Regions from separate parts of the Mus musculus genome. Here region 2 is linked to region 1. Evidence: chromatin contacts called from ENCODE Hi-C or POLR2A ChIA-PET data. All regions are on one chromosome and are shown on one strand. The core of a region is the stretch at or near the end of the contact, and the rest is flanking DNA. Distances in the headings are between cores, read along the strand shown.

The links. Hi-C counts contacts between places; a loop is a spot of excess contacts on that map. ChIA-PET counts read pairs that join two places held with the same protein, here RNA polymerase II (POLR2A).
Region 2: POLR2A ChIA-PET joins it to region 1 with 34 read pairs in Patski. The contact joins the promoter of Mavs here to the promoter of 1700037H04Rik in region 1. A Hi-C loop is called at or near these places in 1 of 37 maps with a recorded cell type or tissue (T-helper 17 cell). POLR2A ChIA-PET finds 5 or more read pairs at or near these places in 4 of 5 experiments (Patski and embryonic stem cell).

What each region holds. Positions count from the first base shown.
Region 1 is chr2:131,158,193-131,162,980 of GRCm38, forward strand. It overlaps 1700037H04Rik (RIKEN cDNA 1700037H04 gene), which reads right to left and starts at 1,889. Exons shown (of 6, transcript NM_026091.3): 1 at 1,761-1,889. Gm14232 (a long non-coding RNA gene) reads left to right here. Exons shown (of 3, transcript XR_003954063.1): 2 at 1,313-1,534.
Region 2 is chr2:131,231,874-131,236,661 of GRCm38, forward strand. It overlaps Mavs (mitochondrial antiviral signaling protein), which reads left to right and starts at 2,190. Exons shown (of 7, transcript NM_001206385.1): 1 at 2,190-2,254.

The sequences.
Region 1 (4,788 bases), core at 639-3,138:
AAGTCATCCTTGGCTACAGAGTGATTGTAAGGACAGTCTGGGCCACCTGAGACAATATCTCCAAATAATTAGTAAGTAAAAAACAAATATACATAAGTCAGGTGAGATCCTGGACAGCTTCAGGCGGGGGCACACTGAGGGCTTCTTGGTATTTCAGATGCTCTTAGGGAAATTGGAGTGACTAAAATGTGGGCGGGGAAAGCTCTGAAGCTACCTTCCCAAAGAGCTAGCATGTGGGTAAACAGGTGGTGGTTATGGAAAAATCCAGGGTCTTCGGTGTCATAAGGCCTTTTTCATTGTCCAGTCCAGGCTGCCCTGTTCTAGCACTCAAGCTCCAAGCTAAGAGGCAAAGGTGATCTACCCATGGCAAAACGGAACTCTTGCATTGTGACACTCTCTCTCCCTTCTGATTACCTACCTCTTCCCAGAGGCAGCCTTTAAGCCCCAAGGTATCACAGAGCCAATTTCAGCTTGCGTTGTGCTGTGTGGCTGGGAGCACAGCCCCAAACCTTTTACCGTCTCCTCTCTGAATCATTCTTCAACCACCATTCCCAACCCCATAAAAGCCCTTTCTATGTCAGAGCAGTAAACAACCTTCAATTCTTCCTACCACCTCCCCTACACCCATCCAGGGACCCAGTCACAGCTCAATCATCAGCCCAGCAGAAGCACTTATCCAACCTCCCCTTAAAGCTCAAAGAACACCCACTGAAGTCTCAGACAGGGAGTGCTACATGGAGGTCGCATGTGGAAGCAATCTTTCATCTCCTCAGCCTTGACCTATCTTTGGAGCCCCCTTCCCCAAAGCCAGGGATGCAAGGACGGTAATAGGTGTTTACTCTCACAAACAGTGGAGGGAAGGGTTGACCTGTGAAAAGGGTGTTAGTCCCTCCTGTCTACCAACCTGTGTGGTTCTCCTCTGCCTAGCATTCACTTCCCACATCCCCCTCTGACATCAAAGGAGGCTGCTTGGATTCATCTGGCCTCTAGATTGACTCTTTCACCCAAGAAGCAGAGACACGGGTGAAAGCTGCTCCTACCCCCCACCCACCCACCCACCACCCACCCAGCCCACCCCACCCCACCCCAGTGCAAAGCAATGCCCTACCTTCACATCCCACCACCAAGATTAAAGAGGAAAGACTCAAGCTGTCCAACCGAGCCCTGTTCACTAACAGGAGCACTGGTCCAGAACCTAAATCCAACCATTTCTGTGAGACACTGGAGAGGCTCTGGCTCTGGCCCTCTGGCCTTTCCTACCGCCATCCCTGTGGGTGTGGCACGCCCCACCTCAGTGTTATTGTTTTCTCAGGGGACAAGAGCAGCAGAACGGGCCTCAGACGTACCCACACCAAGAGCAAGGCCGCGGATCTGTCCATCTGAGATAATGCCCTGCGCTCTCTGAGCTCGCCAGGCTGACGCAGGAGTCTCTGGAGCCGACACTCCCAACATCAACATCCTCCTCATGATCGTGCCCGGGCACCGGAGGCTCAGAGGCTACTCTTCCAAGGTCACATAGAGCCACGAGGACCAGGTAGGAACGGGACGTCAGCCACATTTACGCCCCCACCCTCAGGTGTCACTTGTACCCTGCCCGCTAACCGTCATTTGTACCCAGGACCCCACATCCCCCACCCCATCCCGCTTCTACAGAGTTCCTCAGGCTAGAAAGCAAAGCCTCCAGCTCCAGCACAGCTGAGGATCTCAGACCCAGGAGCCGTCTCTGGTGAACTAGACGGAGCCCGGAGGGCCCATCTCACCTTGCAGGCGAGCCCCGCGGCCAGGCGGTCAGAAACGACCGCGGAGGCGGCGGTAGCAGCAGCAGAACGGGCTGGAGAGCGCGAGGAAGAGCCCCGCGCCGCATCAGCCTCGCGCCACGCCCTCTCCTCCTTCATTGGCTTGAGGGGCGTTGAGGGGCGGGGCTAGGGCACTTCAGACCAATGAGCTGTCTCTGAGATCCACCAATTAACGACGAGATTCCACATCACGTGTGCGCGGAGGCTGAGCCCCACGAGTCGACGTCACCCCAGCGGCACGAGCTTGGGTGATGAAGCGGGATGGGAGCTATGTTGGAACCGCTGCTGGAAACCGACCAGAGCGACCTTCCCCATGAGGTTTCCGATCCGCGGCAGTTTTGTCTAGGAGTTAAGCAGTCACCTTTCCTACTGGACTGAGTCTGGATTTCGGTCTTCCTTTCCCACCCATTCCCTATTCCAAATAAGCATTAGAACAAAGAAGGCACGCGGCGTAGGAAGGGGGGAAGGGAGCGTACGCGGGCGCCCCCGGGGACAGGAGCTTCTGCTCCTGGTCTCCAAGGAGGCGGTCGCCATGGCAGCGGGATGCGTCTCGACCCACCCGACAGGGTGTGGGCGTCTTCGTAGAGCACTTACTAAGGCTTGTGGATTTTTGCCACAGGCCCACCTGTCCGTGTGCGACTATCTCTATCCTTATATACACTGATTAGGACAAGAGGTTTAAAGTGCCGAAAGAGCAGTCAGAACACACAGGTTCCCGATCCTTCCAACTTAACTAGCGGAGACAGGCCTTGGACCGCTGAGAGCTTGCTTGTTTTTCCGATAGAATGTGGTCGCTGCCTGTAAGAGTCCTCAAGGTCCGACTCTTCCGTGTCCTTATGGCTGTTAACCTGACTCGGATCTTGTGTTCGCACGCTGGTAACAAATAGTCTTTCTGTGCTATTGTTTTCATAGCGTTACTTCAGAGGGCCCAGTGCTTCCCTGCTGTCTTCAGCAGGGCTTCTCAAACTTTTTATCGTTGTTTTGGATGGTACGTGCGCTCCCTACTGTTGAGAAAATTCTGTCCTCCAGAGCGGACATTGAGAACTTTTCATTCTAATCCCAGCCTACTCAACCCCTACTCCCACCTTTCCAGAAGCCCCGTGGTGTGTTCCATATCTGTTCTTTTCCAAGTCAGCAGACAGTGCCTCCAAAGTATCCTGAAGGCCACCACGCCAGGCAAAAGCAGCCTGCAGATGTATAGCCCCCGGAGACTTTTATAAATACTTTTCTTCCCATCTTCTTGCCCCTCATCCTACTTCTTCACAAAGGATTCTCATTTCCAGTCTTCTTTTGAAATATCAGATCTAACAACACATTCTCACATTTACATTCAAAACAAGAACCAAGGGCTTTGGGGGTAGCGGTCCCTGCCTTTCTGGAACGTCAGTTTACCATAGTCCCCTCTGATTCCTATTTCTCGCGTTTATTTTACTGCCTAGGTGTGTGTTGATTTTCAGTTTCAGGATTCCTGTTTCCCTTTTGCTGCTTTTCACTTGAAACCCATCTCTTGGTGAGCTCTATCGAAAGCAGAATAATCGCTAACAGTTTACTGTCTGAGGCAATTTTCTAATTGTCAACTCCTTTTAACATACTTTCTGAATATGTACGATAGGTAAGTTAATGTGCTAACAGACTCCCAAAGCAAGACACCCCTAGCTTACTGTGAGACCACCACACAAAAAGAACTGTGGTTTCTTGATCTTGCCAATACTCCTCATGTTCCTAGACTAAGCATCTTGGGTACCTGGGAAAACCTGTGATATGGAGCTGCCTGTACTAAAGCATGCTACATGTCTCCAGGAAAGGCCACAAATGGTTTTGGAAAGTTGCCTGGGGAAAATAAGGCTTTGAGTGCCGACAGAACACCAAGATAGAAGTTCTATGGCTGTTTCTCATTGTTCTCAGTGGGCCCGTGCACTGAGACGGTATGGCAACATCAGAAGTGCCCAGACCTATAAGGAGCTTCCTGGGCCCAAGGCCTTATTATCCAAAGCTAGGACAGCAGTCTCTATAGAGTTGAGGGCTGTAGATGAGAAGAGATGAGCAACTGCAGGTTAGGCAAACTCCACTTCCAGCTCTGAGTAGTCTGAACTTTATGAAATAAAAAAAAAACTATAATAAATCTCCTTGGAAAACTAATAATATGTAATAAAGTTGATAGATGCTTGGGGGCTAGAGAAATGCTTAGTAGATAAGAGAATTTGCTGCTCTAAGAGCAGGATTTGAGCTGGTCAGTGGTGGCACATGCCTTTAATCCCAGCACTTGAGAGGCAGAGGCAGGTGGATTTCCGAGTTCAAGGCCTACCTGGTTTACAGAGTGAGTTCCAGGACAGCCAGGGCTACACAGAGAAACCCTGTCTTGAAACAAAACAAAAGACCAGGATTTGAGCCTGGTGGTGGTGGCACACACTTTTAATCTCAGAACTCGGGAGGCAGAGACAGGTGAACCTCTGAGTTTGAGGCCAGCCTGGTCTACAAGAACAGCCAGAGCTATTACACAGAGAAACCCTGTTTCAGAAACAAACAAACCAATAAACCAGGATTTGGTTCCCAACACCCACTTACAACTGCCTGTAATTCCAATTCCAAGAGATCTGATTCCCTCTTCTGGTATCCTTGGACTCTGCACACATGTGGTTACACATACAGACAAGCCCATGCACATGCACGCACACACACAAACACACACAAATAAAAATTTGTTTGAGCAGGGCAGTGGTGGCACATGCCTTTAATCCCAGCACTTAGGAGGCAGAGGCAGGCGGATTTCTGAGTTCGAGGCCAGACTGGTCTACAAATTGAGTTCCAGGGCAGCCAGGGCTATATAGAAAAACCCTGTCTCAAAAAAACAAAAACAAAAACAAAAACAAGTTTGATAGATGCTAAAAATATTACATTATTTCTCTTGTGCACAGGCACACACACATGGTTCCATGTGTGTCTGTGTGTGTGTGTGTGTGTGTGTGTGTGTGTGTGTGTATCAAAGCATTTG
Region 2 (4,788 bases), core at 940-3,439, 74 kb after region 1:
GCTCACAATGCCGGAGGCATGACACTGTCCCTTGTGTAGATTTTTATCTTTTTATTTTTTAAAGATTTATTTACTTATTTTATGTATGTGAGTACACTGTAGCTATACAGATGATTGTGAGCCTTCATGTGGTTGTTGGGAATTAAATTTTTAGGTCCTCTGCTTGCTCCAGTCAACCCCTCCCTCAGTCTCTGCTTGCTCCGGCCCAAAGATTTCTTTATTATTATATGTAAGTACACTGTAGCTGACTTCAGATTCACCAGAAGAGGGTGTCAGATCTCATTACGGGTGTTTGTGAGCCACCATGTGGTTGCTGGGATTTGAACTCAGGATTTTCGGAAGAGCAGTCAGCGCTCTTACCCTCTGAGCCATCTCACCAGTCCTCCTTGTCTAGATTTTTAAAAGAGGTGTTGATAGACGATTGGGAACCATGCAGGCCAGGAAGCTGGATTGTTACAATGACCTTCGTGGTTCAGCAAGGACAAGGCTATCTATAACTGCATTTAGACGCTGGTCCTCACAGGCCTGGTGCTCTTTTTGCAAGAATTAAATAAGAGGCCCTTGTTGCTTTCAACAAGACTAAGTCACTAAACCTCACTTCAGAGTTGTTTTTTACATTTTCAAATTTGTTTTGTAGGGACAGGCAGTTGTGGACATCAGAAAACAGCTCTGGGGAGTTCTTCTACCATGTCTGTCCCAGGCAATGAATCTTATGTGTGATTTGCATATGCTGAAGGTTGTGAACAGCTACCAAGAACAGTGTGGTTTGAATGAAAAAGGCCCCTATTGGCTCATAGGGAGTGGCATTATTAGGAGATGAGGCTTTATTGGAGTGGGTGTGGCCTTGTTGAAGAAATTCAGAAGCTCCACCTAGGCTCAGTGACTTGCTCTTCCTTCTTGCTGCCTGAGGATGCAGAGGCAGAACTCTCCGCCCCTCTACAGCACCATGTCTGCCTGCTATGGTGCCTACTTCACCTTGCTTCCTGCCATGACCACATTGAACTAAACCTCTGTACTGTAAGCAAATGCCAATTAAATTTTCTAAGAGTTGCCATGCTCATGATGTCTCTTCATAGCAACGGGAACCCTAACTAAAACAAACAGTAATAAAATCTAATTTCATTCAAAGAGTTCCAGCATGGTGGCAGCTCTAACCTCAGTGCTCCCTTAGGCTTGTCTTTAAAACTGTATTAGATAGGAGATTATAGCATTAAGTATGTCATTGATGCATTTTTCAGCTTTTTTCCTGTTTTATATTTATGATGGGAGGGGTGATAAATGCCAATGCTTTTTGGAGTTAGTTCTCTTTCCATTATGCAGATTACAGTGGTCAGACTCAGATCTCTGGCTTGGCAAAAAGTGCCCTTACCTGCTGAGCCATCTCACCAGCCCCAGTTGATATATTTTTACATGTGCTCCAGCTGCGTACTCTCCACCTACATCGAGTTATAAGACATTTCTACCATCTAGCCGTGCTGAGGTAACTGATTTCTTTTTAACTATGTTCGTTTTTTACTTCTGGTTGAAAGAATTGACTGGAAGCGAAAAGCTTTCGTTCCTTTGTCTCTGTAAGCCAGTGGAGGTCAGAGGAGTCGGGTTACCCTGGTGTTGGAGCTATAAGCGGTTGTAGCTTGGTGCATATCCCCAGATAGATGCAGTCTTTTGCTGCATCCTGTTCCTACCAGCCCAGCTGGTGTCATCTGGCTAGGCACTCATGTCCCTATGACATTTTGTGCGACACTACGTTTATGGAGCACTGGAGACATAGGAGCAGATCACATGAAGACCCTCTCTCCTCCAGTACTTGGCTAGAAGATCTGCTTTGCCTGAGGAATGGAACGGAATCTAAGAACTGCAGTTTTCTGGGTATCTGGACTTCCCCTGAAAAGTGTTCTAGACTAAGCAGGAAGAAACAATCTCCCTAATGCACCTGCAGGAAATCAGAAGAGACCTCAAGCAAGGCCTGCGGGGCACCAGCCGCTAGACCAGCCGCTCCGGAACATCAGGACTCATCCACTGGCCCTGCGACCGGCCTAGCTCAGCTCCGCCCAGGCATCCCCAGCCCAGCCAACAGCCGTACTTCCAACTCTATCACAGTCTGGCTCTGCCAGGCCAATGACTGCGCTTCCGATCCCGCCCCTCCTCCCCACGCCTGACCAATAGCTGCGTGGCTGGCTTCGTCCCGCCCCCTTCATCTGCGAGGGCTCTGCACAGTCGAACGCGGTCAACCTGTTGCCTAGTCTGGTTTCTCTTGGTAAGTTTGCAGCCTGGGCGTCGGTGCTCAGGACTCTGTGTTCACTGAGATCCTTCAGGGAGGGAACCTTGGCTAGGGCCAGTTACGCCTGGGAGTCCGCATGGGCGCCCTGGGCCTGGGCGCGTGGGGTCGGAGAGGCTCCTGAACTAGGGGAGAATGAGGTCGGCCACACACGGATTCGCGACCCCGGCAGTTCCTTGATCCGCATCCAGCACCTTTAGCAAGCAGGTAGGTGGTGCCGAGAGTTTGCCCAGGCTGGACAGAAAGAACCTCGGAGTGCCCCCTGCTTCTCCCAGGCCCTGGTGACTCGAGCGAGGCCTGGCTACGAGCAACGACCTGTGGCAGCCGCGCCAGGGAGTAGGCCTGCCAGTCCGGGCTACGGCCTGATCCTGGATCTGGGCAGTTGCAGGCAATAACATCTGTTCAAAACAGCCTCCCTGCACTTGGAGACCTGAGTCCCGACAGGAATCTAGTCCGAGGCCAGGAGACTTGTCCCTCGGGAGTGTGGATATTTATTTCCACGACCCGGACAGAAGCTCTGTGGAAGTCAGGTCGGAAGCTTTGCTGTGTCCAGGACACTCTTGCCACCTCCCTTTCTGTTATAAGAAAGGGTCTGATATAAGAAAGAAGTTTGAGGAAAAGGATGAAATCAAAAGAAAGCAGAAAACAATGTTCTTTGGATACCGGGAAGCTTCAAAAACTTGAAGGGCATTCAGCCTCGATCTCAGAACTCAGGTGAATGTCAGTAAGGGCAGCATTGATGCCAGTTGTGTCTGAGAGACTTTTATGTCTTCAAAGAGCCTAAATGCTGCATCTTCTCACCCTATAGTCACATCCCCAGGCAGTGACCTTGGTGTAAAGAGGGGCTTTGTGGTTTTCCTGCTGCAGGGACCTCTATGCTGTTAGGTCATGGCAACAAGTCTGGGTACAAATTCCACACTGCAGGTCAGCCGTGTAGCTTGGTATCACTTCCTCTCTTGTGATTGTGTTAAAGGACATAAGTAAAAGGACCTCAGGCTGCCTCTGTTAACAGAGAACCTTCGAGAAATGAATAACTGTGAGCTTCCTCTGCTTTTGGTGGGGCTCCATGCCACTCCCCGCCCCCAGGCTGCATTCAGAGTTGTGGTTGGACTGCAGAAAACCAATAATTTGACTCCCTCATCGTCACATCTTTCTAGGTGACCTGGGAAAGGGGGAGGAAGGGTTTCATCAGGCTGGCCTCTACAGAGGCCTCATTTTTCATCCCCTGAAGGCTCAACAGACCTCAATCTTATCTCCTTGATCTCCCAGCCTTCCATCCTTAGCTCTTTGTAGGAATGTAGCATTTGGTAGTTAGCAGTGGCAGAGGTCACTAGGCAGAACTGGCACCCCGCCTCCCACGTGGCAGGGGCCTGCACCTGCAACAGCCGTGGGTACTCCCTGCACTGTCTCTCAGAGGCCTCAGACTCCATGATGGGCACTTGGTTCCCTCTTCTATCCCTTCCTTCTTCTCTCCTGAACAATACTCTTGGAAACCAACAGCTTGTTAAACTTGTCAAAACGGAGCTCTGAAGGGCCATCTTTCCATGGCTTCTTACTGCCTTCCCTAGAGTTGAGTAAATGGCACCTTCCTTGCCCCACTTCCCAAGAAGCCATGTTTGATTGCCACCCTACCTCCCTTGTCTACAAAGCACCAGGAATATAGCTGCTCATCCCCTCTGTTGCCACCCGGGCCACACCCTTCATCATCCTCTCACAGGGCCCTGACTTGTCACCCTCCTTCCATCCTGGGCTTCTCAAAGACCTTAGAACCTCCAGAGAGTTCTGCAGTGCAAATCAGAGCCCAGGCTCTCCAGTGGTTCCCCATATCACATCAAGTAAAACCCAAAGTCCTTCCCACAACACCTTACGTGCTGGTGGCCTCTTTGACCTTGACCTCTGTCCTTCCCCTCAGCTTTAAACGTCACTCACCTAGATTCTCTTCACTCCAGATTCCATCCCATCTTAGAACTTTGGCATCTGCTTTGCCTTCTGCCCCAGACTCCAGTCTTTTCACAATGGAAAATCATTCAGTGAGATGTTACCAATCGCGGCTTTCCTGGATCACCTCTGTTTAAGCAGGGATTTCCTCCTGGAGTTCTGTCCCACTGTCTCCTTTTACTTTCTAAATAATCAGACTTACTTCCTGGGCTTGTCATTTGGGTATGTGCTAATGGATCTGGTGCCTGTTCCACTCCAATGGTACTTAAATTGGATGTGGCATATCTTGTCTCTCTTCTCCCCAAGGTGGAGGACAGCTAAGAGACAAGTAATCAAAACACGTGATTACAGATGGTGGTGCTTCGTAAGCAATGCTTGCATTTAAGGCACTGCCAATGTCTAAATGGTGGGATGGCTCAGTAGGTAAAACTGCACGCTGTGCACTCCTGACAACCCGAGTTCAATCCCTGGAAGCCAAGGTGGAAGGAGAGAGCCAAATCACAAAAAAATCGTCCTCCAATTTTCATGTGTATGCTGTGACATGTGTGCACACATTACACACCTATCGTATACAT